Linked DNA regions of Homo sapiens: region 1 is linked to region 2. A link is a loop called in an ENCODE intact Hi-C map of the cell type or tissue named here. Cell type or tissue: mammary epithelial cell. All regions are shown on one strand. Links, peaks and the distances in the headings refer to the core of each region. The heading gives the core; the rest is flanking DNA.

Evidence for each region. A loop is a pair of places that touch in the nucleus more often than their neighbours do. Peaks named below come from ENCODE experiments on the same cell type or tissue, not always from the same donor. Only the 100,000 strongest peaks of a DNase experiment are listed, where the experiment ranks them.
Region 1: a loop joins it to region 2, with 1.9 times the contacts of the local background. A loop is called at or near these places in 1 of 110 quality-filtered maps.

The regions. Positions count from the first base shown.
Region 1 is chr1:95,492,319-95,508,587 of GRCh38, reverse strand. No RefSeq gene overlaps it. Among named protein-coding and RNA genes, the nearest start is that of LINC02607, 9.7 kb to the left of the region's middle. In mammary epithelial cell, for the core only: a CTCF peak has its summit at 8,219; a DNase peak (open chromatin) is centred at 5,027.
Region 2 is chr1:95,575,873-95,592,141 of GRCh38, reverse strand. No RefSeq gene overlaps it. Among named protein-coding and RNA genes, the nearest start is that of LINC02607, 74 kb to the right of the region's middle. RefSeq lists an enhancer at 8,840-9,492. In mammary epithelial cell, for the core only: no CTCF peak of the experiment used is centred there; a DNase peak (open chromatin) is centred at 7,631.

The DNA.
Region 1 (16,269 bases), core at 4,338-12,337, 85 kb after region 2:
ACCAAGAGGACTCAGCTCTTGGTCAGCTGGAGGCATGATAGTGTTCCCTAATGTGAAAGAACGTAAAAGCACCCTTGAAATGTGGTCACTAACATGGATGGATCTGCAGGCCATGATCCTAAGCAAACCAACGCAGGAACAGAAAACCAAATACCACATGTTCTCACTTACAAGTGGGAGCTAAACACTGAGTACATATGGACACAAAGTAGGGAAAAACAGACACTAGGGCCTATTTGAGGGTGGAGGGTAGGAGGAGGGAGAGGATTGAAAAACTACCTGTTGGGTACTACACTCATTACATGAGTGATTAAATAATCTGTACACCAAAACCCTGTGGCACTTAATTTACCTATATAGCAAACCTGCACCTATACCGCTGAACCTAACATAAAAGTTTAAAAAATGTGATCACTAAAGACATATATGTGTTTATTAACATTTTCTGAGAACACATTCTAGAACAAGAGGCAAATACTAGTAGTATTTGCTTTCTCTGGACATAAGTCAGGATACTTTTAAGAAATATGTATTCCTAGCATACTAAGAAAAGATGCAGAGGAACTCTTTGACAGGAAACACAAAGACCAGCTCCAGTCTTCTATGACCATTGTTAGATTTTTAAAAATAGTATTAGTTTACCTTAGTATGTGCTATGTAGGGATCATGTTGTAGTTTTAGAAGCCATTGCTTCTTCCTAGGTGAATGGCCTTGGGTATTTCACTTTCAGAGATCCTCATCTGAAAATGTGATGACGATGATGATGATGACAACAACGACACCTACATCTATACAAACCCACTTTACAGGAGTAGGAAGGGGCTGGGCTTGAGTACTAGCCAAGGAGCTTTGTTCTAGCATCTAGGTTCTGAGGCTGGTGGGGTCAGGAGCAGAATGAGACATATTGGTGACATAGCAGGATAACAATTTGGTAGTCCTGAAGCAGGTGCCTCTTTGTTTTGTTTCAATATCTGTTCAACATTGTCTACAGGAGATGTTGAAGACTAAGAGGGGAAAGAGCACCGTGGGCTGCAGGCTACCAATTTCTATCTTCCTTCTTTTTCTCAGCAACTTAGCTCTTGCCAGCTATTGCTACTCAATAATTTACCTTGGGTGTCTTGTCACTCTCCCCTCCAAAGTAGCTTATCTGTGTTTTTCTTACACGATATACAGTACTCTCCCTGAGACGAGTTATGGAAATATCATCTTTCTCCATGTTTTTATATTTCCAGGCATAGTTTAGACCACAAGTGTATTTTGATGCTTTGAATTATTGGCACTCCAGTAAATGGCCCTACTGATCTCCCAATTTAAGTGGCATCTGGGTAGGATTTCCTCCCTGGCAACTATCCAGCTGAACTGACCTTCCAATTTAATTTGGTTCTGGGTGGGTTATCCTGCCAGATCAGCCACATAACTGCAGAGTGAAGAGCAGCCAAAGTCTTGGCATTGTGGGTCCAGCTGGGATGAACAATAGCAATTAACAAATTGAAAAGACAAAAGTAGAGTTGAAAGTGAAAGACAATAGTCTTTGATGCTGGGACTGAGGGACTATAATCAAGCAGAAGCAGGTCAGGAAATAAAGATGTGTGTCACCATACCTGGGTTTTGGGCAATTGCGATCGATGGTTCAGCAGTGTCCTGGGCTTGTCTGAACTTACTAGTGACTCCAAGGTGAATCATTTCATTAGGTTGACTTAAAGGTTGAAGAAGACATGTTCCAGGGGTGTTGTGGGAACTAAGTAAGATAGAAAGAAAGCAAGCAAAGAAAGGCTCTTGTAATGCCTACACCACTGAGCAAATGCTATGATTACTACCTCAACTGTCCTAATTACCGATGTCTCTCAACTCCAATTTGCTCAACACTTGGTCCTCTTACAGAATACAATTAACGAGAGAGAGAGAGAGAGAGAGAGAGAGAGAGAGAGATGAACAAGCATCACGGGATTGGGATTCAGACAGAGCTGGATTCCAATCCCATCCTCAAAATCCAAAACTATGAAAACCGTGGAAGACAACCGAGGCAATACCATCCTGGACATAGGAACAAACACAGATTTCATGACAAAGGCCAAAAGCAATCGCAACAAAAGCAAAAATGGACAAGATAGGATCTTTTGCATAGCAAAAGAAACTATCAACAGAGTAAACAGACAACCTAGAGAATGGGAGAAAATTTTTGCAAACTATGCATCCAACAAAGGTCTAACATTCACCATCTATAAGAAACTCAAACAAATTCACAAGGGAAAAACAAATAAGACCATTAAAAGGTGGGCAAAGGACATGAACAGATACATCTCAAAAGAAGACATACATGCTGCCAATAAATACATGAAAAAAAGCTTAATATCACTGATTATTAGAGAAATGCACATCCAAACCATAATAAGGTACAATCTCATACCAGTCAGAATGGCTATTATTAAAAAGTAAAAAAATAGATGCTGGCGAGGTTGCAGAGAAAAGAGAACCCTTATACACTATTGTTGGGAGAGTAAATTAGTTCAACCATTGTGGAAAGCAGTATGGCGATTCCTCAAAGAGCTAAAAGCAGAATTACCATTAGACCCAGCAATCTCATTACTGAGTATATACCCAGAGGAATACAAATCATTCTACCATAAAGACACATGATGCAAATGTTCATTGCAGCACTGTTCAGAATAGCAAAGACATGGAATCAATCCAAATGCCCATCAGTGACAGACTGGAAAAAGAAAATGTGGCATATATACACCATGGAACACTATGTAGCCATAAAAAAAGAGATCACGTCTTTTGCAGGAACATGGGTGGAGCTGGAAAACTATTATCCTTAGCAAACTCATGCAGGAACAGAAAACAAAATACAGCACATTCTTACTTATAAGTAGGAGCTAAATGATAAGAACTTATAAACACAAAGAAGACAACAACAGGCATGGGGGTTTACTTGAGGAGGGAGGGTAAGAGGAGGGAGGAGAGAAAAAAAGATAACTATTGGGTACTGGGCTTAATACCTGGGTGATGAAATAATATATACAAATCCCCATGACACATCTTTACCTAGGTAACTCACCTTCACATGTACCCCCAAACCTAAAATAAAAGTTAATTTAAAAAAAATCCCAGCCTCATCATGTATTAAGCTTTGTAAAGTTAATCAATTCACTTAACTCTGAGACTCAATTTTCTATGCTTTAAAGTGGGGATAAATAATAGTAGTTTGAAAGGATGTTGTGAGGTTGAATAGAGCATTCATAAAGGGCCAGGTCCATAGTAGATAGCCGATGAATGGCATTTTTTATTGTTATTATTATTATTATTATTGAGCCGTTAGCTTGGGGCTCTTTAAAGGAGACTCCCTCCTAAGAATTACCTTTCCTTAGCATAAAGGACAATTCTTCAGGGCACTCCAGCCAGAGGAGGAGGTCCTCAATTTAAATTCACTGTTTGTAAAACAATGGATTTAAAACAATCCAAAATAAAGGTATTTTAAAAGTGTTTGGATGATAGCAAGAAAACTCCAGGGTCACCACCATGAAGTATTAGGTTGGTGAAAAAGTAATTGTGGTTTTTGCCATTGAAAGTAATGGCCGAAACCTCAATTACTTTTGCACCAACCTAATAGCTTCCGCTTACTCTTGCTGTGTCCTTAGAGGGGAAAAGAAGTGAGAAAAAGGGAGGGAAAAGACTAAAATGTTCAGATAATTTAAGGAATTGTTTTTGTTTTGTTTTTCTCAGTACAACAAGACTTTTCTGTTGAATTAAGATTTTTGGATCTTAAAGTTCTGCATTGCACATCAATGTCTTCAAAGATTAGGGAAAAATATTTGAACTTCCCAGATTGTGTGAACAATTCTGAGAATTTCTGTAGTATGAGGAGAAAAAAAAATCTCAGCAAAGATTCATTCCTTAGAGACTGACTGAAACATGCTGAAAAGTCTGGTTGAAGTCAAGAGACCCCATGCAGTCCAGACACATAGCAGGCTTCCCAGAGAACCTTAGGAGAGCAGGTTTTGAGTCACTTTCCTCTTGGCTGTAACCAGGAGGCTAAAGTACGTATGAGCCAAAGTCTTGGGAAATTTACATCAGGCGAGCAATTCAACAGGTCTTGGCCACACACAGATCCAGCTTCTGTGAAGAGTTAAGCACCAAGGATTCACAGAGACAGCAGCACAGATGTTTTCAGTCTCGGTTTCCTATTGTGTCCACCCATCCCAACTTCCCACACCCTCTGCCCAGACCCACAGCCCCTGCCTTTCTACCCTCTCACGATTCACTTGTTCGACGTGTCTCCATTAAGTGTCTCTATGAGCCCCACAGCTGCATCCCTACTCTCATACTCCTCTCTCAGAAAGAACAAATATTTGGATAAATTATGTATAATTTCCCTGCCCCATGCAGCCCTATAGGCTTCATTTACAATAAGTTGAAAAATATGCTTCTCAGAGATGGTACTTCTCTGGGAAAAGAGAGCAGATTGTGCTAAAGACGGTAACCGTGGTCTCCTAAGAACTCCTCATCATGTTCCACAGCGCATGGGAAACCAAGGTTACTATTCCATCCTCTGCTTGCAGCAGCAAAACAGATGCCTCCCCAGCCCCCAGTGCTAAAAACCTAGAGCACTGTATACCAGGAACAGATTAAAGTGGTAGCTGGAAGCATACCCAAGCCGAGGATTTACAGATGTTCAATAAAACCTGCAGACAGCCCACCGAAATCCCTGCACAGAGCTGCGAGGGCACACATCCAGCTCAGTTGGAAATGGGTCCATAGTGAGGGAAAGAAACAAGAATCATAGCTGCTCCAGATGCATGTTAGTTACAAAGGATGCTGAGGAGCTCAAGCGCATCTTTCAAGAATAGCAACTTTACAATCCATCTCAGGCTTTTTTGAACTTCAGAATTCTCACTTCACCATTAAAAGTGTTCAGTTTAGTCAGAGCGTATAACAGATATCTTGCTGCCAAGAAACGGTAAGATGCACAAGCTGAGACAAGCTTGGTGTGAGGCAGAGAACACAAATACCCCAAAAGCCACTGAGTGGCCAACCAGAGGGCTCGGCACCAAACAGGCCTTCACGTCTTATTAATATTATCCTTCTCTTGATTGCCCTATTTGGACACATTTGTAAAAAGCATTACTCACTCCACCCTTTATTCCCCAAATACAGCAGATGGTTTTAGCGCAGTGTTTCAAATCAGATGTTAGGCAGAGAGACCAAGCTGGAGCCCAGAGCATCTGGATTTTCAAGAAACAGCATGCAGAGCATGTGAGAAAGCTAGGAGGGAACAGAGGGGAGAGATTGTTCAGGGTACTTACCAGGCCATTTTTAGCCAGAGGGAAAATAACCCCCAAGTTGTGTAATTATTCTTTCTTTAAAGAAAGGTACAGGCTCACAGAGCAAAGTAAATCTATTTACTAGCTTATTTCAGGAGCTAGACATTTTAGGTAAATTCTTAAAGACACAGACAAAATGCTATCACAATTTTTCTCTCCAATTTTTTTTTAAATCAGGTGTTGAAAAGAGATTATAAATGAGGATAAAAATAGAAAAACGAGTAATTCAGCTCAATGTAGTATCCATGTGTTTCCAAAACCTGAGTGGGTTGCATTCACAAAACACAAAAGGACATGTTTCTGAAAATTAGACTTTGTCTTGTTTAAAGATTGTCAGGTACGGAATTAGTTAAATTGTGAGGCAAAGACACAATTACTTGTTTGTATCAATAACTTAAAAAGATTGAGGAGCCCGAGTGATTTCATAGTGTCCAGTTGCATATTTGTCAGCCGTATTGCGTTGCCAGCTTGTTAGTAACAATAACTCAAGATGAGATCTTCGGCAAGCTATTTAATCTTTTCCATGGCTCCAGTTTGCTCACTTGCAAAATGAGAAGGTTGGACCATATTAGCTCTGAGGCCCTTTCTTGCTCTAATATTCTACAGATAGATGAAATCCCACCTAATTAAGTAATTCATGTAAAATATATAATGCAATGTCTTACACATAAGTGGTGAATAAGTAGTTTATTAATAATAATATAAACTTCTGATACCTGGCACTATTGTTCTAGCAATTATTCTTGAACACTGACTATTTTAATGTAGAGAGAAAAGCAACACTGAACAGCTCCCACCTAGAACTTGACCCAGGTTTGATCCACAGAGGAACAGGGAAAAGCAAGTGCTCACATCCGTCCCATGCTGCTAGGAAGCAGGCTACGTGACCGATTACCAGCTCTTCTGGCAGCATTTCCTGATTTCACCAACAGTTTCTCCTAGGCATTGTTTGGAATAGGAATATGGACCCATAAATGTTACCTTTTTCCCACTCCTGAAGTATTTTTCTAATCTACCTACTTATCTGCTGTTCTCGGCCCTTAAAGTTATTTAAAAGTAATACGCATTTGTGGATTTCACATTTTGAGAGATAATAGCTACTTGAAAAGGTCTAAAAAGAAACCAATAGAAATTATAACATAAAACTTGAACATGTAAGTTCCTATTCCCTGCTTTTCTTACTGTATTTCCTTTAGTGAATGGCACTCATTTCATGGTGTGTCCAAGTCAGAAAAGTGAGTTATCCCAGACTTCCATTTTCTAACTTTTTCTTTCTCCTTCCTTCTTCCTTCCCTCATACTTTACCCAATAGTTGTGCAGTGCTTTGCCCAATTATATGCACTTGATGGATATTTGTTGAATCAACACCAGGAACAGCCTCCTACAATTGTATAGTACTATATGTGCCAGGCACTCTTCTAAACATTTCATATGTATTCACTCATGTAATACTGACAACTTCATCATTCCCATTTAACAGATTAGGAAACTGAGGCATAAGAGATTAAGTGACTTGCTCAGAGTCACATGGCTAGTAAAAATGCTTTTTAAAACCAGGCAGTTTGGTTTCAGAGTCCGTGCACTCAATCACTATTCTTTACTGTCTGTTTCTATCTTGGGACATTTAGGTTTAATCTTACCATCAGAGTAAGGTATATTTATTCCAAGCTAAATAAAATAGGCAATATATCGCTTGTGCTCAGCAATTATTTTCCTTTCTTTGTCCTATAGATATTATTGTTCTTTTTAAATTTGTCTTACCTTCCCAATTTAACAGTGTGTCTTGGAGCTCTAGAGTGACCAGGACAACACTCCAAAGTAGTATAAAGCAACTCTTTCATTCCTCTCTAGTTGACTAAGGGCACCCCCATTCCCTGCCTGCACACAAGTCAATAAGATGGGAAGCAACAGGAGGGAATAATTGAAGGGTAAATTGAGGGCAACATAGAGTTGATTGAATAACCACTGTGAAGATTCAGAAGTCTGTAAGCAGGGTGTTAGGTGATCCATGCTGTGTTTTAGGAAGGAAAATTTGTCAACACTGCATGGGACAGACTGGCATGGGGATGGACTGGGATATCACCTTGTCAACTCTGCCCCTAAGTGCTGCCTAGACATCAGGAGGGCCTCACGCTGAGCAGCGGGGACAGGGATGTTGAGACGGAGTCCAGAGATACTTTGGAGGTAAAATTGGCCTCCGTGCCTGATTAGATGGAGAGGGTAAAGGAGAAAGGAGACAAAAGCACCCTCAGAGCATGTGGACAGAGATACAGGGAGAATGGTAACATTTATAGTTATAAATGTGCACCGGTTATAGTGGTAAACAAGACAGAAATAGGCCTTGCCTTCCTGAAGCTTATAGTCTGGTGGAGACACATAATAAAAAAGCAAAGCTAATAATATCTGTCAAGTTCTACAAAAGAAACCCAGACATAGAGTATGAAGGGGAGAAGAAGAAAGCATGTCTCCTTGGAGGTAGGAAAATAAGCAGTAGAGTATTTTGTCACAGGAGTCAAGAAAGCAGTGAATTTCAACGAGAAAGGGATGTTCAAGATCAAACATTAGGAGGTCATGTGAGTTAGCATGAGACGGCTATTAATGGCTCGGGAAAGCAGAATCTGTAAAGCAGTTGAGGTAGAAATTGTGGGCCACTGGTTGAAAAGGAAGTGAGGCACAAGGAAGCTGTGAAAATCAACCCATACTAACCCTTTTGAAAGTTTGGAAGGTAAGAAAGTTGTCAGATTCAAAATGGAGTCACTTGTGTCAAACCCTGGCAAAATGAAGAGGGAGCTCTCACACATGATTTGCCTGATAACAGGAACTATTATCAGGCAATACTGCAACTTACTACATGAGTCACCCAAGGACAGCTAGCAGTACAAGGACAGCTAGTGGCTGATACAAGAACAATTGCCTGACACACTGTCTCACAGGCCTAATCCAAAACCACAAGGGCCTGACTAGAAGTCCAATATTCTAAGTCCTACCTAGCAAACACCAACCCTCGCTGATCAAAACTCACCAGCCCTTAGAAGATACTGCCAGCACCAATGGACTTTCCTTCAAATCAACTTGTATAACCTCTTCTTTCCCCCTAAAAACTCTAACCATTTTCCTTTGTTCTTCCAGACATACTAGAGGCCACCCTGTTCCGTACGTATGTCCCAGATTATAATCCTACTTCTCGCATATTATTCTTAAATAAAACCTTTTCATTTGGAGATTCGTCTCTATCTATTTTTTATGTTGGCAAAGAGAAGGAAAGAAATAGGAGGTTAGCTTGAAAGGGAAGCAGGTTTAAGAGGGCTTTTCTAAAGATAAGGCAAAGTTAACTTCTTTGTGGACTAAGGGGGAGAAGTTCTTGTAGGCAGAAGCTGAAGATTCAGGAGAGAAAATACACAGCTGAAAGAGAAAGCACAAAAGAAAGAGAAAAGAGTTTTAACAGCAGAGATGTATGAGTGAGCTATGGAAGACAGAAATAAGAAGGCTTCATCCAGAAGAGAGCATGTATCACTTGGGGCAAGAAAGGGAAAATAATGAGGTGCCCTTTTCTAAATATTGAATAAGTTCAGGAAGCTGCTCAGGAAATATTTTCACCTCCAAGTGTGAGGCTGCATCTGAGAGGCACCACCACTGTTTACAAAGAGAGACCTGCATACTAGGAGAGGATCCTGAAATAGTCTGTTATTACGAATTCAGTACACAGACAGTATTTGCAAAGTCACACCAGCATTTATCTCAAGAAATCAATAAAAAGTATTAAGTGGCTCTGATTTTCCTTTTACTATCAGAAACAGGAAAAATCTAGTAAGCCGTTTGGATAGACATCACTTAAATCAATTACCTACAAATAATTGAATTTATTTTCAAGTACAACAAAATAGGAAAATCATTTTAATTGCTTCTTTTAAATGGATATGCTTCTATAGTAAATAGTGCATAAGCAGGAGGGAAAGAAAAGCAAAAGGCAATTACATTTATTGCACACATACTATGTTCCAAGTATCTCGGACTAGCTGTAAGATACCTTTTCTCACTTAATTCTAATACCTGATAAAGTAGACATTATCACCTTTTTATAGATGGAACTGGGGCTCAAATATGTTAAAGAGCCCTTCTTCTGAATGTTCTTCCTTTCATACAACTACCTAGAATGTTCATGTCTAGATGCTGGCTTGGCACCAAACTCTAGAGCCCTGGGTTTGGCACCCCTGCCACCATGGAAGCCCTGGGCACTAACGATCCTATCCCCCAGATTTATTGTCAGAGGACCTTGGCATTTCATCATTTCGTTCACAGCCATTTGCAGCAGATAGGATCTCAGATGCTTTCTCGCCCACCATCTTTCTAGCAGCTCCCCAGCCCTTAGTCCCTGCTGAAGAGGCAGGTCCAAGTGGTTTGATGGGACCCCTCTGCCCTGTCACATCTCAGTGGATGTCCCAGGGTGAAAAACTGACCCAAGGCCAAGTGCCAGCCAACCATTCTCTAATAAGAAGCCAACTAAGACACATAGAATGCACCACTTTGCGATGGGCTCTAGAACTAAAACCCAGGCAGGTTTGGAGTTGGAGCTAATACCAAACCAAAGCTATGCAAAAGCTCTAATGTGGGCCCTGAGAGAAGAAAGAAAGAATAGAGAGAAGAAGCTGAACTGCAAAGAGGAGCATGGAACAGAAACACGGAAAATCAGAGGTAAGAAACCACATGGCCCTGGGGAAAGAGAGAACATCTCCATTCCTGACTCCTGTCCCTTTGGGGCCCACCTGTACTTAATATTGGACCCTCTTTGCATGAGGTATTGTCTAATACAGCCTTGTAACAAACCATATTTTTGAGAGAGTGTCTACTACTTGCAATCAAACTTGTTGACTAATCATTCATTGAGCACAAATCAATGTAGTAATAATACACTAACACTAACTAACATCTAGTGCTTTACATTTTAACTGTTGTGCACTCATTAATTCATTTGATCCAAACAACAGTGTTAATATTATTCTCGTTTTACAGGTAAAGAAATGTGGTGTAAAAAGTTAAAATTTAAATGTCTTCAAAACGCCACTACAAATTCATTCCCTAGAATCCTACTTCTACTTCCACCCCCAAATAAACTCTACTTTGCCTGTGTTTCAGCTAGAGTAAACTCAGGTCTTAAATCCAAGAGGGTTTTCTAACCAATTTAATTGATGGGATGAGAGTAATTCATCTCTTTTTCAACTGTAGAAACGAGTTAAAAATAGCTTCAGAAAACAAAATTTATTCCTGAACCAAAAATTAAAACTTAATAATGTGCAACCAAATTGCATTGAGCTTTTATCACATTTTGCCCTTGCTGAACATTTTTGGCTTCAGCAGCTGCTCCATGAAATGTAACTGTCACTACAGTGAATAAATAAGCAACTATTGCTGTCATACAGCTGCCCCTTGTAACAGCATTAGGGGAAAGCCTTTAGTGGAACCACAGGCCGGAAGAGAGCTGCATTCTTGCTGAATACGGATAGGATTTCATGCAGTCTACAGAAATCCCCCTTAGACTATAGTACGTGTAGAAGGGCAAATGTGCTTCAGAGTGGACGTCTGCTATTTAGCCTACCCAGAAGGCTTTCCTTCTTCTGGGAATTTTTCCAAACCTAACTCCACTCTGGCTATGTGATTCCTGTGGAGGAATTGCCATTTTTCTATACAATGCTGCCATGCTGACCACAGCCAATTGGTCCAAGCCAGGCCAACCAGAGTCTTTTCTCAAGGTGTTGCCCACTGGAACAAAGAAAGAGAATCAGTGTCTAGAAACAAAAGATTTAAAATGTACAACTTGGGAGCTATCAGTAGGCCATGTTCTCTGCCGCACAGAAGAAAGCAGCCTTCAAAGAGAATGAAGCCAATACAGAGAAATGAAAGCATTTGAATCCCTGATTGCAGTTGTGTCTGGGCTCAACTGTATCACTGTCCTCCCTGTATTTGATTGCTCAGTCCTTTCCTGGATTATCTAGGCCAATAAAACCCTTTTGTCTAAATTGTTTTGATTTCGGTTTCTGTCATTTTCATCTAAAAGTCCTATACAATCTTATCATTTATTCTCAATTTTTTGGGCCGTTTGTAAGAGAGGCACACTTTCAGTTTTGCACAGAAAACTTGGGTAGTCAAAATATATTTCTTCTCTTCCTATTGTCTTTCGTCTGACCAACATTTTCCTACTACCCAGATTAGCCTCCCAGCTCCATTTTTGCAAGTACCTTGGAATCAGAGCCACTACACTGTAGAACCTTAGGAATGCCATTTACATACGTGAATCCCATCCCCTGCTGTTGCACAACATGTAGTCATATTCAGCAGCCCTGTTGATAATTATTCAGGATTGTTTTATGCTGAGGAGAGCTGGACTGGCTTGTTCACTTAGCAACGTTAGCTTATAGTTTATGGAGAGAAAAACGGTAGATGTGGTCCCCAAATGAAACAGCGTGATATATAAGAAAGGAAAGTTATGTTCCATGACTCACTGATTCTGTAGCAAGGGCCAGCCACCTCAAACATCAAGTATTATCAGCAAAAAAGTGCTGGCAAGGCCTGTGGGAGAATTAAGTGCACTGAAGGCTGGAAAAAGCCAAAGCAAAGTTCAATGGGTCATTCAGGCCCTCATCCCCTGGTCAATAATACTAATGGAAGGGAGTCTTTGTCTTTATCCTCTGATTCTGCTCATTAGCAGTAGTCTATACAACATTCCAGACATATCCCAGTGCCGGAGCCCTCCGCCCACACCGCGTTACTGCAGTCTGTCCAAGTGGAAGGGTAACGTGGGCCCAGAATACCCACTACCAAGTCTCAGATCACACCTCAGTAAAAGGTCATTGTTGAAGTCTATCACACCAGGACTCATGCCAGGACCTTCCCAGGAAGGGCTTGGAAGAGCTGTTGCTATAGCCCTTGCCTGTATCAAACAGAGCGTGCTCAGGAATTAGGGTAAACTGAACCATCATGTGGAAGTGATAGAAAGAGGGGTAGGGATCAGGGTTTTATATGGGGATACCCCACGCAGGGAAGCACACATTCTCTTTCTACAGGACTCCTCTCAAGCAAAGTCTTCTTTCTATCCTTAATGCCCCATTCTAGCTCAATTCAGTGGTTCTCACATTCAGGGAGAAAAAAAATCTCTAAAGCCTTGTATTCAAAGTGTGGCCACTGACCAGTTGCATCATTGCACTTGAGAACTAGTTAGAAATATAGAATCTTGCTTCACCCAAACCTACTGAATCAGCACCTGCATTGTTAAAAGATGCCCACGTGATGCACATAGAGATTACAGTTGAAGAAGCACTGACTTGGCATATTTACCGAAAATATAAAATCCCAGGCATTGCCTCTAAAGATTCTGATTTTTCATATCTAAGGATGGGCTCAGGAATCTACACTTTCACCAAGCACATTTGGCAATTTTTAACCAGGAGGCTCCTGGACCATACTTTGCAAACTACTGGTTTATTTTATTCCAAAACCAAAATTCCCCTCAATACTTGTTAAAACAATTTCTTTTTTAAATTATAGATTCGGGGGTACATGTGCAGGTTTGTTACATGAGTATATTACATAATTCTGGGGTTTGAGCTTCTAGTGAAACTATCACCCAAATAGTGAACACAGTACCCAATAGGTAGTTTTCAACCCATGCTCCCCTCCCTCCCTTAATTAAAGCAATTTCTTATTTTTCTAGAGTCTTTGAGGGAGTAAGGGAAAGAAACACAGGCATAGTTCCATTATTTCATAGGAAGCTAATGGTCAAAGCAAAACAATCATCAACTTCTAATTCTGCATTTCCACCATTGGATATGTTCTCCTTCTGCACTAGAGCCAACGTCGAAATGAGCAGATGGAATGACCAAGAAACAGGGAGCCAGAAGTGGAGGAAAATGGTACAAAGTGGGGCAAACATGTGGAGCAAACAGGGGGAGGCAGAAGTAAAACAAATCAGAGCATTGCCACAGCGTCTCTTTATGTTTGTTGCTGAGAATTCTAATTCAAGCAATATAAGAAGGACTTATCTAAAAGAACCTTAAAACTCTCCTGAAAGACTTAGAAGAAGATTTGAATAAGCAGAAAGCACATATTATTCTTGGATAGGAAGGCAGCATTATAAAGATATCAGTTTCTCCTAAGTTATCCTGGAAATAAATATATTGCTTCAAGTTGGCAAAATGGTACTTAAGTTCATCTGGAAAAATAAATACGTGAGAATAGTCAGAGGAGAACTAAGGGATTATAACTGTACTAGATACGAAAGCATAATATAAAGCTATTGTAATTAAAAAGTTTGCTACTGATGCAAGTATAATCAGATCCTATAAATATAGATATCTGGTATATTATAAGGAAAATCATAAATAATGTATTAAATAAGTATATTTTTGAAAAAATAAATAAATAAATATTGAGGAAGTATTTTATAGTGTTGGACCAATTAAATAATCATTAGCAAAAATAAGTTGCTGCTAATACAGCAATTCATTGCAGATGGAACAAAAATTCAAAGAAAGCACCAAAATACTAAAATAATAGATAGGTGAATACGTTTTCATTATTAGCCAAGAATGGGAAAAGCCTTCCTAAACATGAAAAACAAAATATTAGCCATAAAGAAAGAGGTTGCTAAATTTGAATACTTAAAATCAAAACATTCTTTTTAACAAGTCAAAGTAGAAATTTTTAAATTGGAAAAAAATTGCAACACATGAAACAGAGGAATATCAATATGAAAAAGAGAATAACTCAACAGAAAAATGGGGAAAGAACATAAGCCAGCAATTTATATTAAAACAAATATAAATAGCCTGTAAATATGTGAAAAGATAGTCAATATCACTCATAATAAATGCAAATTAAAACAAAAAAGTATACCATTGTTTACAGATTAGCAATGACTTGAATAATTTCATAATACAGTACCTAATCTTGAATCTTATGCATTGTCAGTGAGACTACAAATTTTAAAAACTCTGGGGCAACTTTGACAATATTAACTCAAGTGAGAAATGCTATGGCCTTTGATTAATGGAGTCAATGTATATGGATTTATCCCAACAAAAATATTTGATTATGGGTGTAAAGGTATCTGTAGAAGGATATTTTGTAATGGTAAAAATCTGAAGACAACCTTCAGCAGGAGTTAGGTAAATGCTTATGGCACATCCATACCATAAACTATTATGCCAGCCACGAGGAAGAACAAGGTGGATCTACATGTACTTTTATTATTATTATTATTATACTTTAAGTTCTGGGGTACATTGCAGAACATTCAGTTTTGTTACATAGGTATACACGTGCCATGGTGGTTTGCTGCACCCATCAACCCGTCATCTACATTAGGTATTTCTCCTAATGCTATCCCTCCCTTAGCCTCCCACCCTCCGATAGGCCCCATGTTCTCACTCATAACTGGGAGCTGAACAATGAGAACGCATGGATCTACATGTACTTCTATGGAAAATGACTAAGAAACATAAATGGGCAGGGATTACGAGCATGACATCTGGAAATGGACATCCCCAGTTTACAAACAGCTCCTCAACTAATAAACTACATGAACTTAGATCCTTACCTTCTCTGTGCCTCAGTTTCAGTTTCCCCATATTTAAAATGGGAATAGTAACAGTATGTACTTCATAGGGTTGTTGTGAGGGCTAAAGAAAGTGGTCTTATAAAGAATTTAGCACAGTGCCCGACTCATAATAGGCACTACACACAGAGATTATCACAGTGCTTCTCTTTGGGAAGTGGAGATGAGTTTGGAGCTTGCATAGGACTTTTATTTCATACTTTTCTACACTGTTTGGTTTTCAACTTAAATATATTACTACTTTTATAATAAAAAATTCTCAGTTTAAACTTAAAGAATCCTATCAGAAACTTATTTTAAAAGACTATTCCATGAGCATTTCAATATTTGACATATTCTTAAAGTTAAATTCCCCTCAAAATAAATGTCTATAGTCTTTCCTCAAAGAATAAAGCTAAATAGCTAAATGGCAGCTCTCCAGCATCCTTAAATCTCACACTACCCATCTAGACAGGAGGGCTGAATTTGCCTGGTGAAGGATAACAGCATTGAGTCGTGAGGCTTTAGTTGACTTATTTGTTGTTATAATAAACCATTATTCATTCATTCTCCAAAGTATATAAGACAGACTGACCTTGGCAGCATTTTTTAGGAGTGAGAAGACTATAAGCCAAATATCTAATCATCAGAATCAAAATCTGATTTCTAGATCATCAGAAAAATCGGCCTCTTCTGCCGCCAAATGATCCTCCTGCTGACCACATTTTCAGTCAATCAGAATATAATCCTATCATGGGCAGTGAGCGAGTGTGAGGATTGCATTTTGTTTCATAGCTGGTCTAAACATGATTACTGCTTTCATCACACAGCCATATCACCAAGTCAATAAGGATTTTCTATACTGACTTTTCATGTTGCACAGACTGTATTGAGGAACTTGAGTAATTCCAATTTGCTGCACAAAACCCAGCTCTGCAAAGAATAGATTGGTACCTGTTCACCTTGGCTTGTTCAGGATAAGCCCATGATACTACTCCCTAGCTCATGAGTACATTTCTTTTATTCCAAATATATATATTTAAAAAAAACTCATAAACTCTAATTCTACTTCTAAAATAAACTTTTAAGACACGTCTATTATTCAAGCCATGGATGCTATGAAAACCACAGTACCCCATTCCATTCTTTGTACATCTTTACATTCCTTTAAATCATACAAGTCTCTGTTTTGAATCCAGAGTCACTAGGCACAGTAACTACTAGCCCACCAGAGTCGTATAGACAGAAACCAGCACATTCAACTATTAAAATATGCTTCCAAATTCAAAATTTAGCTTAGTCCCAGAAAGACATGGAACAATCACTTTCTGCCCAAAGCTTTACAGCCCTAGATTTGGC
Region 2 (16,269 bases), core at 3,151-11,150:
AATGAATGGGTTAAATCTAAATTCCTCAATATAGTTTATGAAGACCTGAAGCCTGCTTACCTCACTGGTTTCTTATCTTGCTATTTAGTACATAGCACTCTATCTACCATCCATTTTGAATTTATTTCATATCCTCAAAAACACCATGGCCTCCTTCCTGGCAAGAGTTTGTATATGGTATGCTATTATTTTGCCTGGATTATTCTTCCTGATTACCCTTTTCCTGAACAATTCCTACTCATCCTGCAAGGCTTAATATTGTGGGCTTTGTTTTCACTAATCTTTCACCTCCTTTTTCTCACTCCACCTGGATTAGGTATTCCTTCAAGATAAGACCCTAGAAGTCCTCACTTCATCCATGCTAACAACTGTTAGATTTTTCTGGAGTTTCTGGTCATTAGTCAGCATCTTCCTCTAGACTATAAGCTCTCAGAGGGCAAGGGCCATTGATATCCAGTTTATCATTTTATCCTGGCACAGAGCAAAACTGTAATAAATATTTGTTGAATGCATGAATGAACTAAATAAACTATCTTTAAAAATAGAAACGATAAAATGGGAAGCATCGTTCAGGCACTGCCTTTCTCTCTTTTCCCACTAGGGAACCAATGAATCTTTAAGAAAAATATTCATGTCCTGATTCTGTCTGGGTCCTCTTTTTCTTCTGTCAGCAATTGTTGAATGTTTACACTGTAAGTTTCAAGTCTTCAATAACTATATCTCCGTAGCTCCAGCTCATCCTCTTCCTACCAGCTATTGTTCAGACCTGCAAAAGTACTGAAGCAGGAGATTTCTTCTCCTGTCTGTCTTTAGAATGCCTGCTGCCTTTCTGCCTGCAAATAGTTTGTGCATTTTCATTGTGCCTTACCTCTCTGTTGAGTGAATCTGGCCTGTGTCTTTAAGGAATGAATACGCTTGCTAGTCAGTAGACTCTTAAGTTCCCAAATTACTGGGATAAAGAGAGCATTATCTAAGTTAAGCATAATGCTTGGTGTCTCTCATTTTTTAAGCATCACAACATAACCACAGACACTTGGGATTAAACTTTATTTCATGCCCATTATAAATGGATTACATTATACCTTTATAAAATAAGGTCTAAGGAAAGAGAAATCAGTGCAAACTACCATTTGAAGATGTTGTCCAAGATGCATACTGAAAATAAAGAAGTTGTCTCATCTCTGGTACCAAAAGGTCCTATATCTTTATGCATCAAACAACATCTGTGCTGGTTCCCATTGTCCCAATCATTTGCCTGTATGTTCTCTGACAAATTTACTACCTTTTTCCTGCTCTTCTTGAAATCACAGCAAACAACATTTCTAAGACTCCTTTTGATAGAATCTCTAACGGGGACTAAGTCTTATCTGTGGCTCTGGAGAAGCTAGATTCTACTAGATAGTCCCTCCTTGCTATGGTTTCATCTTCCACTAGATAGCCCAGCTTCTAGATCCTGGTAACACCAACTTCTTCTGTTGTCCCAGGCCTAGAGACAGTAGTAGCTCCTTGTTCGTATTACTACTTGGGATGCCACACCATCGCTTGTGTGATGTTTGAGCCCTTCTATAATCTGTGAAAGCAATTTTCAAAATTAAATTCTTTCTGTTGAAACACCTAGAGCAGTTTCTATTTTTTTCCCCCGACTGACCCCTAAGTGATAAACTCAGAAAAAAAAAAAAAAACATTCAACCAATAAATCTTCTGCAGTATATAATAGTTTTAACATCTAAAATCCTTGATACAAAGAACTGTAAATCACTGATATTAAATTCTTTTTCTCTTCTAACTCCCAGTATCCATTTGGAATCCCATCTCTGTACATGTTTTTAGTTAAAAATATGAAAATAAAGTAGTTCTAGTTTATATTTTAATGAAAATCCCAATGAAATTCCATTAAAATGGAAGTCACCAGATTAATCAGGAGAATTTGAGGATAAACAGGAAAACTCAGACTGAAAACTCCATTGTAACTTGTATGAGAGAAACTAAGATATTATTTTAAGTAGAAAGTGATTAGATCTTGACAAAGTGGTTCTGAGCAACTTTCAAATATCTTAGACTCAGTCAAATAGCAAAAAATGTTTTTTCCCTAATAAGCATGTTGGGAAATTTAACAATCCAGGTATGTTTTAAAGAAAATGCTTTTATGCTTCAAATTTCTTTATATTTATATTTTTTTATTTTACTTTAAGTTCTGGGATACATGTGCTGAACGTGTGGGTTTGTTACATAGGTATACATGTGCCATGGTAGTTTCCTGCACCCATCAACCTGTCATCTACATTAGGTATTTCTCCTAATGCTATCCCTCCCCTAGCCCCCTATCCCTGACAGGCCCCAGTGTGTGATGTTCCTCTACATGTGTCCATGTGTTCTCACTGTTCAGCTCCCATTTATAAGTGAGAACATGTGGTGTTTGGTTTTCTGTTCCTGTGTTAGTTTGCTGAGAATGATGGTTTCCAGCTTCATTCATGTCCTTGCAAAGGACGTGAACTCATTTTTTATGGCTGCATAATATTCCATGGTGTATATGTGCCACATTCTTTTATCCAGTCTGTCATTGATGGGCATTTGGGTTGGTTCCAAGTCTTTGCTGTTGTAAATAGTGCTACAATAAACATATGTGTGCATGTGTCTTTATAGTAGAATGATTTATATTCCTTTGGGTATATACCCAGTAATGGGATCGCTGGGTCAAATGATATCTCTGGTTCTAGATCCTTGAGGAATCGCCACACTGTCTTCCACAACGGTTGAACTAATTTACACTCCCACCAACAGTGTAAAAGCGTTCCTATTTCTCCACATCCTTTCCAGCGTCTGTTGTTTCCTGACTTTTTAATGATCACCATTCTAACTGGCATGAGATGGTATCTCACTGTGGTTTTGATTTGCATTTCTCTAATAACAGGTGATGATGAGCTTTTTTTCATATGTTTGTGGCCCACATAAACATCTTCTTTTGAGAAGTGTCTGTTCATATCCTTTGCTCACTTTTCGATGGGGTTGTTTGTCTTTTTCTTGTAAATTTGTTTAAGTTCCTTGTAGATTCTGGATAGTAGACCTTTGTCAGATGGACAGATTGCAAAAATTTTCTCCAATTCTGTAGGTTGCCTGTTCACTCTGATGATAGTTTCTTTTACTGTACAGAAGCTCTTTAGTTTAATGAGATCCCATTTGTCAATTTTGGCTTTAGTTGCCATTGCTTTTGGTGTTTTAGTCATGAAGTCTTTGCCCATGCTTATGTCCTGAATAGTATTGCCTAGGTTTTCTTTTAGGGTTTTTATGGTTTTAGGCTTTAGATTTAAGTCTTTAATCCATCTTGAGTTAGTTTTTGTATAAGGTGTACGGAAGGTGTCCAGTTTCTGTTTTCTGCATATGGCTAGCTAGTTTTCTCAGCACTATTTATTAAATAGCAAATCCTTTCCCCATTTCTTATTTTTGTCAGGTTTGTCAAAGATCAGATGATTGTAGATGTGTGGTATTATTTCTGAGGCCTTTGTTTTGTTCCATTGGTCTATATATCTGTTTTGGTACCAGCACCATACTGCTTTGGTTACTATAGCCTTGTAGTATAGTTTGAAGTCAGGTAGCATGATGCCTCCAGCTTTGCTCTTTTTGCTTAGAATTGTCTTGGCTATATGGGCTCTTTTTTGGTTCCTTATGCAGTTTAAAGTAGTTTTTTCTAATTCTGTGAAGAAAATCAATGGTAGCTTGATAGGAATCGCATTTAATCTATAAATTACTTTGGGCAGTATGGCCATTTTCACACACACACAAAAAGATATTACATTCCATATAGATTAATATTTAAATAAACATTGAAGAAATTTAAAAATAAATAAATAAAATAAAAACTGGACAACCATGCCTGTTCTCTTTGAGGAAGTACATTTGGCATTTCATCATTAATAATAATATAAGCTCTAGAATTTTTGTAAATTGCCTTTCGTTAGACTGAGAATTTTTCCTTCTTTTTATTTTGCAGAATTCATATCATGAATTGACGTTGAATTTTGATCAACGCTTTTTCTGCACCTGTTGAACTGTCATACAATTTTTCTCCTTAAATTAATATGTAAATCACATTGTTTGACTTTAATGTTCAACCAAAAATGTATTATTCTTTTTCTATATTGCTGTATTTTATATGCCTATACTTTGTTGAGAATTATTGTGTATATTTTTATAAGAAATGTTAATTTGTAATTTTTTAAAAAATTTTTAATTGCTATTGAGATGGACATAATTAATCATGTTAATTGTGTTGATTGTGAGCTCCATTCTGTGTGAATAGAAACCATATCAAACAACATCAGTAGAAATGTGTTTTTATCAGACAGCTTTTGAGGTACTTCTACCTTATGAATAAAGGCTTTCTGCAGTTTGCAGCAAAAATAATAATAATAATAAGCTTTTCTGTAGATAACTTGAGGTCTTAACTTCATTGATGATCTTTAAAGCATCATCTTTTAAAAGGAAGTTACATTTTCTAGTATTAAAACCACAAGGAAAAAATGCTGCTAGCAGTAAGCCAACAGCCCTATAGCTTATAGTCCAGGGCAGGGGTGTCCCATCTTCTGGCTTCCCTGAGCCACACTGGAAGAAGAATTGTCTTGGGCCATAAATAAAATACACTAACACTAATGATAGCTGATAAGCTGAAAACAAATTGCAAAAAAATCTCATAATGTTTTAAGAAAGTTTACAGATTTACATTGAGCTGCATTCAAAGGCTTCCTGGGCCACATGAAGCCCGTGGGCCATGGATTAACAAGCTTGGTCAAGGGAATGTAGAGTACTAAAATTAGGTAAACTGTGTTCCTTAAACTAACTTTAATGAAGGGGCCACTTGTTTACTTATCATATACAAACACCCAAAAGTCATCAAAGGTGGATTTATCTTGAACCCTGTGTAAGGGGAAAACTGTTGGAAGTCCTATCAAATACCGTCATAACAAAGCTAAGGCAACAAACACACAAATTGCATTGAAGACAATTTTTACCCACTCTCCCAGCCTTCCCCGAACAACCACTCCCTTCAAAAAGTGCTTCCTGGGATGTTAGCTAAATGACCATGCACTGTGAAAGTCCTTCCCTGTTCCTCTGACAGCAGAAGGAATCCTAAGGCTAGAACTGAAGAAGTCAGGGGGCCATGACAAAGTTGAAGAAAGACACCCAGGTTCCTTATTCTTCTCCTCACCAATTCCTTGCAACAATGCCTGGACAGGTCGAATACTAAGTATCATTCTAAAAGGAGCATCACAGCTAGTCTCCCCACTCTGAGAACGAGATTCTTCTCTGAGTCCCATCAATTTCATATATCTACCATAAAAACTATCAAAAAGTGTTTGTTTAATTTCAGTATTTTTATTGAGAAGTTTAGGTGAGAATTTCTCAACTCTTTATATGATCTATTAAATAATGGAAATCTCTACATTGCATAGAATTTCCCTCTACTGCTTCCCAGAGAGATAATGATTTGGCCTTGTTTTCAACGCCTTCAATGATGTGGAGCCCATTTCATTGTTAGGCAGTGCTAATACTTGAAAGCACTTTCTTAAACTAAACTAAATTCTGTCTTACTTTTAATAGCAACCATTTCTAGAGTCATCATGATGTGCCAGAAACTGTTACTTGAAACAATACTTCTACCTAAACCTCACAAAAATCCTACAAGGTAGACATTATGCCACTTCCTAGCTGAAGAAAATAAAGCTCAGGAAGCTTAATTTTTCTGGCTAAGATCACAGAATACTAGCATTTACACCATTCTGGTTTTTCCTAATATGCCATACTGCTTTCTACTTTGAAAGAAATTAAATTCTCAGAAATCTAAACATTTACAATTAAATAAAGTGTCATCCTTTGAAGTGTCATACCTTTGGGATGTTTGCATATGGCCTCTCTTCACACATCTGGAACAGCTGCTTTTAGGCAACAGGGCAATAAATTTTTTGTCCTCTCAGTAAATATGGGTGGTTTGGAAGAAATAGACAAGTTCCTGAGTATTAAAATCTGTCTACATAAAAGGATACATAAATCTGAATAAGGCTTTATATCTCCCTCGTCTTTTCTATGTACAAAAGTGTGCACACACCTAGACACCCACACAGCAAGAATTAGGAAGACCTGATTTTTTTATCCCCATGTAAATAATAAAGTTTCCTCCACCCACTTTCCATGGGAGACAGACAGGGTGAACTCCAATGGCGGTGGTAGGAAAATGAAGATGGAGAGGAGGGGGAAGTGAGGAGGAAGGCATTGCAACTTTGAGGTTCTTATATACCAACACCCACTGCCAGGATGCTAGGCAACCCCCCAAGAAGCCAAAAGACTGCCCTACACCACAAAAGCCACTAGGTCCCAGGGAGAATGCAAGGTGGAATGAGGCCAGATTCTTGCCTCTAAAGGAGTCATGATTGACTGGGAAAACACGAATCAACAACTCCAATAAAAGTGAGCACACTTTAACCACCTCCATCATTGTTAACTGCAGAGTGCCCCTTAGCAGAGTGGTTAGAAGCAAGGCAAGGACATTGGGTTTGAAACCTGGCTCTACCACTAAGCTGTCCTGTCCTCTGACAGAAGAGAACTGCCGACCCCACTCTGCCAGTCAAGCTGTAGTTCCTAAGCTAGATCCTTCTTGTAAACGGATTCTAAATGTGGTTTGTGAGTCTGAATGGAGCTTGCAAAGACCACCAGGTGGGTGATCTCTAAACTATACAACTGTCATTTTACACATTATTATTAGAAAAATCAGAAACATATCAGTTCTTCTCAATCTTCAAACCCATGTAACTTCTAGGAGTTCAGCATTTACTTGAAACCCAGAACAACATAAAAGTCCAAGACCTGAAATATCAAGTGCCAACTATCTCTGCTTAGAACTCAGGGATTTCCAAGGATGTGGAAATTTCAGCACAAAAATTAGTACAGTCCCTGGGCAAAACAGAACAGTTGGTCAACCTATCAAGACCCCCTCTTGATTTAGCAACAGACTCAAGCCCTTTCCACATATACTGATCCACACCTCCCACTCAATAGGTTTAAGAAAGAAGACCAGAGAACTCACTCAGATACATTCAGAAATAAAGCAGCTTACCAGATAAGGGAAAATGGAAGAGGAGAGTGCTATCAGTGCCAGGGGACACCTCAAAAGAAACATTTGTTCCTGGTGCCCTCCCACACACAGAAAAGAGAGCCCTGCCATGAGGCCTGATTGATGCAGCGACATTCCCTTAGCTTCAATAAGCAGCAGCAATATGTTTCTATAAAGTTGCAACCTTCTCTTCTAAAATAAAAATACAACAATAAATTTCTGAAAAGTTAAGCATATATATCATTCTAGGGCACAATTTTGGAATACACCTACTTTGTGTCCAGAGAACACTGCAAAGGCAAATTAAATTAACTGTCAAAGATGAATATATAAATATTTATCCCTTCAGCAAAATGTATGTTGAGGGCCTACTACATGCAAGACTCTATGCACGGCTCTGCAGACCCGCAGAGATGTGAAGGACTCAAGTCTTGTCTGTTAGGTATCTTATTTAAATCCTCCACTATGTTCATAACATTCGCTTCCCAGTTTGTGGCTATTCTAACCTGTGTAGACTTGTTCTCCAGGGCTTGGGCCATGCACAGGAAACATTGAGTAATTCAATTGCCTCATTTGCCATCACTCCCTGAGGAAGAAACCATAGCCAATGAATTTTTAATGCGTTCAGCTTACATTTTCTTCTTTGGGAGCTTATTTCTGTCTACCAATATAGCTTAGGCATCAGGTAGCACAGATATATTAAAGACAAATGAAGGTAGAAACCCCAACAGGAGGAAAATTATTGTTTTAGCCATTACCTAGCACTTCTTGTATTGAATCAGTACTGAAACCATTTTTCCCCTCCTAATTCATTATCATTACCTTAGCTCTAAAGTCTTTATGGCTTTATTCTGCACCTGGAGTAGGAACCACCCTCTCAGAATTCAAGCAGAGAACATCAAGTGGACCAAACCACACAGATCAGAATAACACACTCCTATCTTTTATCTGACATCTCCTTTTTTTCAGCTAAACTCAGACGCCACTCTATTGTTTTAGCTGATGCTGCCTGACAGGGAAGATGACTGATTCAAGTGACAGAAGGGGTTTCAATAGAGAAAGAAGCCTGTTTAAGCTCTGGCCTGTCTGCTCCAGTAAATCTCTGGTTTTATCAGCTAGGTGCAACTGGCTCATTTCCACTAGATCGGTGGCAGTCCATCTCTTTCAAGCCCCTTGTCAGGGAAGCCTTCAGGTGCCACAGCATGCCAGGGTTGATATAAGTCAAACCTGGTGTGAACAAGGATTAACCTCTAAGATTGCATGAGACTCCCTTTCAGTCTATTCCAGGCAGGGACACGAGAAACTATAAACTCGATTAAACAAGGTAAACTTTCCTGTGTTCTTCTGCAGCAAGCATCTCATTTGCATTCCTTCAGCAGTTTGAATAAACATAACCATTGACCTGGGCAGCTCTTCCTGAGAGACCCCAGAGCTGGCACACGGTGTGAGGAGGAATAATTTCAATGTCGTCGTGGCAAAACTGGACAGCCTGTCAGAAACATGAAAACGGCTTTTGAAATCTGCATGTCTGTGTGAAGGTATAAAATATTTATACCTCAGATTAAAATATTTTATTGAATTAATATTGATTTACTATTAATTTTTAAATAGATTCATATTTCATGAGACACTCACAATGAACCCACCAATTGGGCCTCAGTGAGTGAAACCAATTACACAAATTGTTAAGGAAGCAACCAAGAAAGCAACTCTCAATGCCTGGGGAGAGACAAAAGGAATGTGAAAATCTGGCTTTATGATAAAATAAACATAATGTCTATATGCAACTGAAAGAAATACCTCATCGCACTGCTCACTTTTATGTAGGCTTTTTCTTTGTAATGTATAGCAGTGGGGTAGCCCTTGGCCAATTTTTTTTTCCTTTTTTAAGAAAGTGATCTACGTTTGGCCTCACATTTGAAAACTTCACTGCAGTGACTTTTTTTTCAAAACAGCAATTAATTCTTTCCTTCCAAGAGGAAACTGTAATAATAATAGCTACTGAAAAGTGAAGCTTCGTTAAGAGTTTCTCCCTCTAGTATTGGGCAAAGCCCTTCAGGAAAGTGCTGACAGCTAAAAACAAAAGACATTGATTGCTGTGCTCAATTAGCATCTTCAGACACAAAGCGATGGTGGCTAAGATGAGGCCTCCCAAGTGCTTTTGTACCTGCTCCATTTCAATCTGAGTCCAGAAACTTAACTGTTCCTCCCTCAGCTCTGCTATTATGCTTTCCATAATCATACCTGTATTTTTGTTTTGAAAACTCATATCGCCATCATTTCACTAGGTTCCCTTTTGGTAGGAAAATGTTTTCTAATTTATACAAGGCCTTTATACAGCCTAGGCAACAGACCCAGTTCATCTTTATTCATCTTTTTCTTTTTATATCTCATTCATGTTTTCCTTTTCTTATTCAACCATTCTAAATTGGGCCGCACTTAACACAGTTTATTGCAGTCAGTCCTTTTTTTGCACAAAACACCAGTATGTACAGTTACAGGACAAAATAAGGATTATTCTTCATTTTGTGATGAAGGGTTTTACTGTGAGCAAGATTTTAAAAGGCATGGGAAGTCTGCAGGAGATGCTAGGCTGGGTTAGGATAGCCGCATGGGGCTAAGATGATGCCCAGGGTCTCCTAATTAGATAAAGCCATTGTTTAGCTTCAGACAATACCTGTTTACAGTTCAATAAACAACTTGTCACAGTTGCTTGCTCAAAGCAGACCTAGATGTCAATGCAAACAGTTAGTACAGAGGTAGTGAAATAAATTGGTCTCCTGAGTAAATAAATTGAGCAGCAATGTGAAACTGCCTCATCAGTACTGAGGAAGATAATCATTTATAAAGGTTTAAAATGGTGTTTCATAAGTATTGACATTTAGAGAAATGTCTTTCCCCATCTAAATGACTTACCCCCCAACCTTTTCCTTTTTCTACCAGCCACTAAAAGAGAAGAAGAAAATAAAAAGAGAAGATAAAGTATTTCCAGGGTCATTCCATCAAAGTTTTTTAATGCTTTTATATAAAATTTAATAAACATCTAAAAGATGCCTGGTCTTGAATATAAATTATGAATAAGTATAGCACCTGCCTTCAAGGATTTTCCATTCTGTCATCATAGAATGAAATCAGACAGAAAGATAAGACAGGTGGAAAGGTCATTTGGCCAAATGCCTGGGTTTTGTTGTTGTTTCTTATTGACGAGTGATGAAGGAGAAACCAATAGAAGCAAGAACAGAATGGAGGTGTGTGCCTAGAAACCATTGTCAGGGAGGTGAAGCAAGGGTGGTGGGAAGAAGAAATGAGGTGACACTGTTTGGTGACTTCTTTTATGGGGCTAATGACTGCACATAATGGCATTCCCTTTCCCAAAGATCTTTGAAAGTCCTGGGAGATTCAGCTGAACAACTGAATGCAAAGATTTTACAACAAGTTATTACACATGCAAATAGAGATGTCTCAGAGACCCTGTCAGAGACCCTCATGCACACGTAAACACCAGGAAGCACAGTGGCAAATTCCAATTATTTGAATTTTGTAAGAGAAGAAGGCATTAACATTTACTCACAGGCAGCTTACAATCTTGGCTATGGTATACAACATACACCAGCATATCAGAGCGCCAGAAAGACTAATCCAAAGGGATCAGCCAACTGACATGGCATTACATGGTTGGGAGAGGGAGAGCTAAATTTATAAATATATTAGAAATCAGAAATCTTGTCCTTACTATATTCTTTCTTCTTCCTTCTTTTTGTTCAACCCCATCTTATACCCTACCCCACAGAGCCTAAGTGAAAGAGCTCTTGCCCCCAAAATGGTAGAGCACCCACCCTCAATTAGACTCATGTAACCCTCAGAGCACTTATTTTCCAAGAATTCACTTTACCTGGCCCATTATTAAAGCCTACTGAATTCTGCCACTATGAATAACATTTATTTCCCTTTAACATTGAATTTTTTTAAATGTACACTTGGAGTTTATGGCAACAGAAGCCTTTTTTTGAAATGAGAAAATAAAACTGGAGTGCGGTCAATACTATTATAAACCCCAATGATCCTTTCTTAAGATGCATATTTAACATCTGCCCTTGTAACTCAAACTCCCTGTATTCCTGGCTCTTTACAACCACACCTGCATTTTCAAATGGAGTTCACAAACTGACTGTAAGATTTCTTTCACTGGCATTTATGTCGTGGTCACAGGCCTGAGAGCACATAATGCCAGGATTACTGCTGACCTGTCCTCCGTGGAAATCTGAGCTCAGTAGTGTCTCTATAAGATGTTAGCTTTCAATGCTACTCTAGACAAAATTGGCAGTGGATGTAGTTTTTCACTTCTATTCCCAGCTTCCATGTTCTGAGACAAAACCTCATTTACTCCATGCTTCTCAGAAGGGCCCAGTGCTCTTAGTCTTCTCCCCTTTTAGAGCCTTTTTTATGGGGTGGGCGAAGGGGAGGCTCACCAATACAGAGTGAAAAGGGAAGGAATTGGTATGAAAAAACACAGGTTCCATCCCTTACTGGCTGTGTAACCTTGTTCGAGCCATGAAATCTTCTCAGCTCATATTCCTCATGTGTTAAATAGGGATAATAAAGAGATTTACTTCCTAAGGAGGATGCACATGTTACTGTTACAAAATAGATAAAGTATTTTGAAACTTAAAGGGTCAATCAGGTACTACTTTCATAATGATTATTAATTCACTCAAAAATTTAATTGAACATCTACTATTTTTGATGTTGATACAGTGATGAATAAGATGAGGTCTCTGACCTCACAGACATAATCTGATAGAGAATGTCATGGAAAGAATAATATGAATAGCATTAGATTAGAACCATAACAGAGGTATTAATCAAGTGTTATGGGGCCACAGATATGGAAGTAATTATTTTGGAGGCAAATCATGGAAACTGGGTTATTATTAAAAATATATATAATTGACAAAATATTAAGCCCTATCACTTAGTAAGGGAATATAGATATTAACTGTAGTCAAAGTCTGAAGCTTAAGGAATAAATTCTTAGGCTTGAATTTTAAGTCTCAACCAGAAAAGAAGGGAAGTGAATGAGGACTACCAAGTCCTAGTCGGCTCTTGTCCCGTGCCTTCAAGTCATATGGAGATGATCACTTCAGCTAAGGCAGACTCCCCTGACTTTTAACCATGGACTTGACTGGTTGGAAGCACCTTACATCATTTTACACCACTCCCCTTTCTTTGGCTACATTTTTTGGACCTTGATTCAACCACACCAACTGAAAAAAAGATTCACTTCAGATGATGAACCAATTTCTGGTGTAAAGGTTTGGAAAGTCCTTCAGGGAAGGTATCTGAGCAGACTTCTCATCATCTCACTCATATGTCAGTGATCTCCAAACTCTTCTGATTTATAAACACCTTCCACCTGAGCTTACCAATGCCTATGAGGTTAACTACTGACCACTTATGTGGGTGAACTACCTATGGAGCTCTAACCAGACCACACAGTCAACTCCAAAGCCAAACTCATTTCCGAAATGTCAGATCTGCTCTCCTCCTATCTTTCCTTCTCTCTGTTGAAGACACCATCACCTACTCCTTTACTAAAGTCAGAAAGCAAAAAGCTATTCTTTAATCCTCCCTTTATCTTACCTTCCTCTGTCTCCCAGACCCATTAACTAAGCCTTTTCAATTTTATATCGTTATCATTTCTTATACCTACATCCTCCTCTCCTTCCTCCTTTTATCACCAGAGTTCAGCCTGCATTCACCTTTTATCTAAACTTGGAAATAGTCACCCAACTGTCTCTTGAGCTCTCATCTCACTTCCTCTAAGTCATTTTCCAAATGCTACCAAAGTGACAGTGATCTTTAAAATCCAAGAGAGATCATGTAACCTTCCTTCTTAAAATCCTTCAAAGGTTTTTCACAGTTCATAGAGAAAAGAGTAAAATTCTTAAAATGACATAGAAGACCCTAAATTATCTAGCCTAGCAGTTGTCTTGACCTCAAAATTTTTACAACTCTCTGACTCTCCTGTGTGGTTTCATAACTTCCTGGCTTTTCTCTTAGTGGATCCCTTTGTCTGAAAAGCCGACCTCCTATCCCCAACCTCCTATCCTAACAAATACCCACTCATTTACCAACACTCATTCCAGACACCCCTTTCCCTAGGAATTCTTTATTTTATCAGACTCCAGAGACAAAACTGAACATCCTTTGTGTTCTCTTCCTGCACTTTGTCCAGATATCTAAAACCTGTTTTCCTCCTCCTGGAGAGAAAGTTCCTTAATGACAAAGACCATATCACTGTATTTCACATATCCAGAACCTAGCACAGTATCTGGCACACATCTGGTGCTTAATCAACGTTGACTGAATGAATTACACAACCTATTCCAGGAAAAGGAGTTTCACGTATCACAAACGCCTAGATTATTGTCTGGCATATGGTAAGTACTCAATAGATATTTGTTAAATGAATAAATAGATGAGTCATTTTATTCTTTGCCAGTGAACTGAAGATTTGGTCACTATTCTCAATGCAATCCTTCTTTATATATTTTTTCTCTAATATAACAATGCCCACAGCAGGCTAAGTCAGTATGTATTATACCACTATCAAATGCTGACACAGATAAGAGATGGCCTTGCTGGCTAATTGTTTCACTATTGAGAGCTCCTTGGGGGCTTCCTTCTTAGTGTCAACCTTCTAAAATATATTCCTAAGGACTTAAAACTAAAAACTGCTTTTTTCTTTTTTTTTTTTTTACTCAACTGCTGAACAACAACTAAACTAAGGCAGAGAAAATTCTACTAACCCAGGGAAGAAACATCACACAAAATCTATTTTTAGTATGTTTAGATCTCTGAGATTTACATAAAATCAGGGTTCACCTTATGAGAGTGCAGAACAGAACTACTTTCTGCAGGTGAGATGAATTGTCAAATATTTCCTACTACTGGCATGCTAGAATGCCGAAATTTCTATTCAAAAATGATAACCTTTGGCTTCTCAATTTTTAAGAGAATCCTTTTAAAATGCAAATACTCCTAGGTAGAAGCAGGGTTGGTATCTTGCTTATATACATGATCAGTAAGGCCAGGGTTGTTTTTTATAGCTGGCATTGGTTTTGATTATTCAGTTCTAGTTTATTACCAGATGTTAAATATATAGCCTATTACCACAGCCCAGAAGGAACCCCACCTTGAGCCTCACCTTCATAGATTTAGAACTGAAAGAGCTTTATAGATCATCTAGTTCAACTCCTACATTACATTTATGAGCTTCATTTTTTCATGCATATATTTATATATTCATTCATTCAACCAATATTTACTGAAGACCTATTATGCACCAAACACTCCTTTAGGAACTTGGGGTACAGGAATAAACTAAACAGATGAAAATCCAACCCTTCATGTAGCTTACATGGTAATGGAGGGAGACATGCAACCAACAATACATAAGTAAAATGTGTTTTTTACCTGATTGCTTGGGTTTGCCAAATGCTGATTAGTGCTATGAATAAAAATGTAATAGGGAAGAGGGATAAGACTTGCTAGGAAGGAAGTTGAAATGGTTACAGTTTTAATAACAGTGATCAAGGAGGTCCTCATTGAGAAAGTGATATTTGAGAGAAGACTAGGAGGGGAAGAAGCAAACTGTGCAAATATCTGAGCAAAAGGGATATCCTAAGCAGAGAGAAAAGTAAGTACAGTGATCAAGAATTTGTCTGATTTGTAAAAAAAAAAAAAAAAAAAAAAAGAGTACAGTGAGTTAAGTATAGAATGGGGAAAAGGGAAGAGAATAGGAGATAAGATTTTCAAAGGACAAGTGAGGGACCAGATCATCACAGAGCCCTTGTAGCCACATAAAGACAGGTGCTTACCATGAGTGAGATGGGAAGAAATTGGAAGGCTTTAAGCAGAAGAGTGACATGCTCTGCTTACATTCTTAAAAGATCACTCTGCTTCTATGTTGAGAATAGACTGAAGTTGGGGAGGATAGGAGCAGATAAAACAGCAGGAGGTTATTGCATAAATCAAGGTGAGAGGTGACAGTGGTTTGGACTAGAGAACTAGTCATAAGAGCTGATGAGATGTGGGCAGATTCTGGATATATTTTAATAGTAGAGCCAATAAGATTTGCTAGCAGTTTGATTATGAGAAATAAGAGAAAGAAAAAAAATTAGAAGAATAACTGTGGGGGATTTTTAGCCTGAGCAGCTGGAAGGATGGTGCTTTCATCAACTGAAATGGGAAAACTGAGGAAAGAGTACATTTAGGGGAATGGTGATAATCTGGAGCTCAATTTGGGGCATTTTAAATGTTAAGTACCTATTAGATATCCAAAGAGAGGAGGTGACTAGTCAATTGAATAAGCAGATAAGGAAATGGATACTCAGAGAAGTTTGAATTTCATCAGGTTATCCTATCACAAAAGCACTATCAGAGTGGGGTACAAAATAGCATCCACTAGGCAGGGAAGAAGAAAGATCCCTAAAAGGTAAAGTGAGACATAGATAAAAACAAGTTCTTCCTTCCTCACAATTTGGCCAGGAAAAGGAAGGCAGACCAGATGAAAGCTCATAAATCAGAAGATAATTGAAAAATGCTGCCCAATTGCTAGTTGCTAATATGTCTCCCACTAAATTCCCAATTGCATCTACTAATTTTTTGTTTAGCATTAAACATTCTTTAAATGGAAGTCTGGTGAGAAAGTAAAGAGAGAATGAGTAGAAGCTAACATAGCAGAATCTAGTTAAGCTGCTCTATCCACATGGCTGCAGACACTCCCTGGATACCAAATCTCAGAACAGCTTGGAGTTCCCAGTGGTGGCTCTAAGAGTCTAGACTGGGAACAAAACCTGTCCAAGATGTGCAAAACAGGTGGGATTGAATGGATGATACATGAGGGAGTGGGAAGAACTTGCCCATTTGGTGATCTTTGCCCAAAGCATATCTGGGGAAAAATGAGGTTCTGGACTACTCATGTGATGACAATATTCTTTTACAGAAATTTAAGACTGCCCAATTCCAAAGCTGCAAACCTTTAGGAAGTCACTTGGTCCAGCTCTGGCCTGGAGCAAATCTTATAGAACAACTATAAACTAGAGCATATTTATCAGATTTGCCAAGCAAACAGGGAAGAGGGGTAGAAAGAGAGAATGGACCAT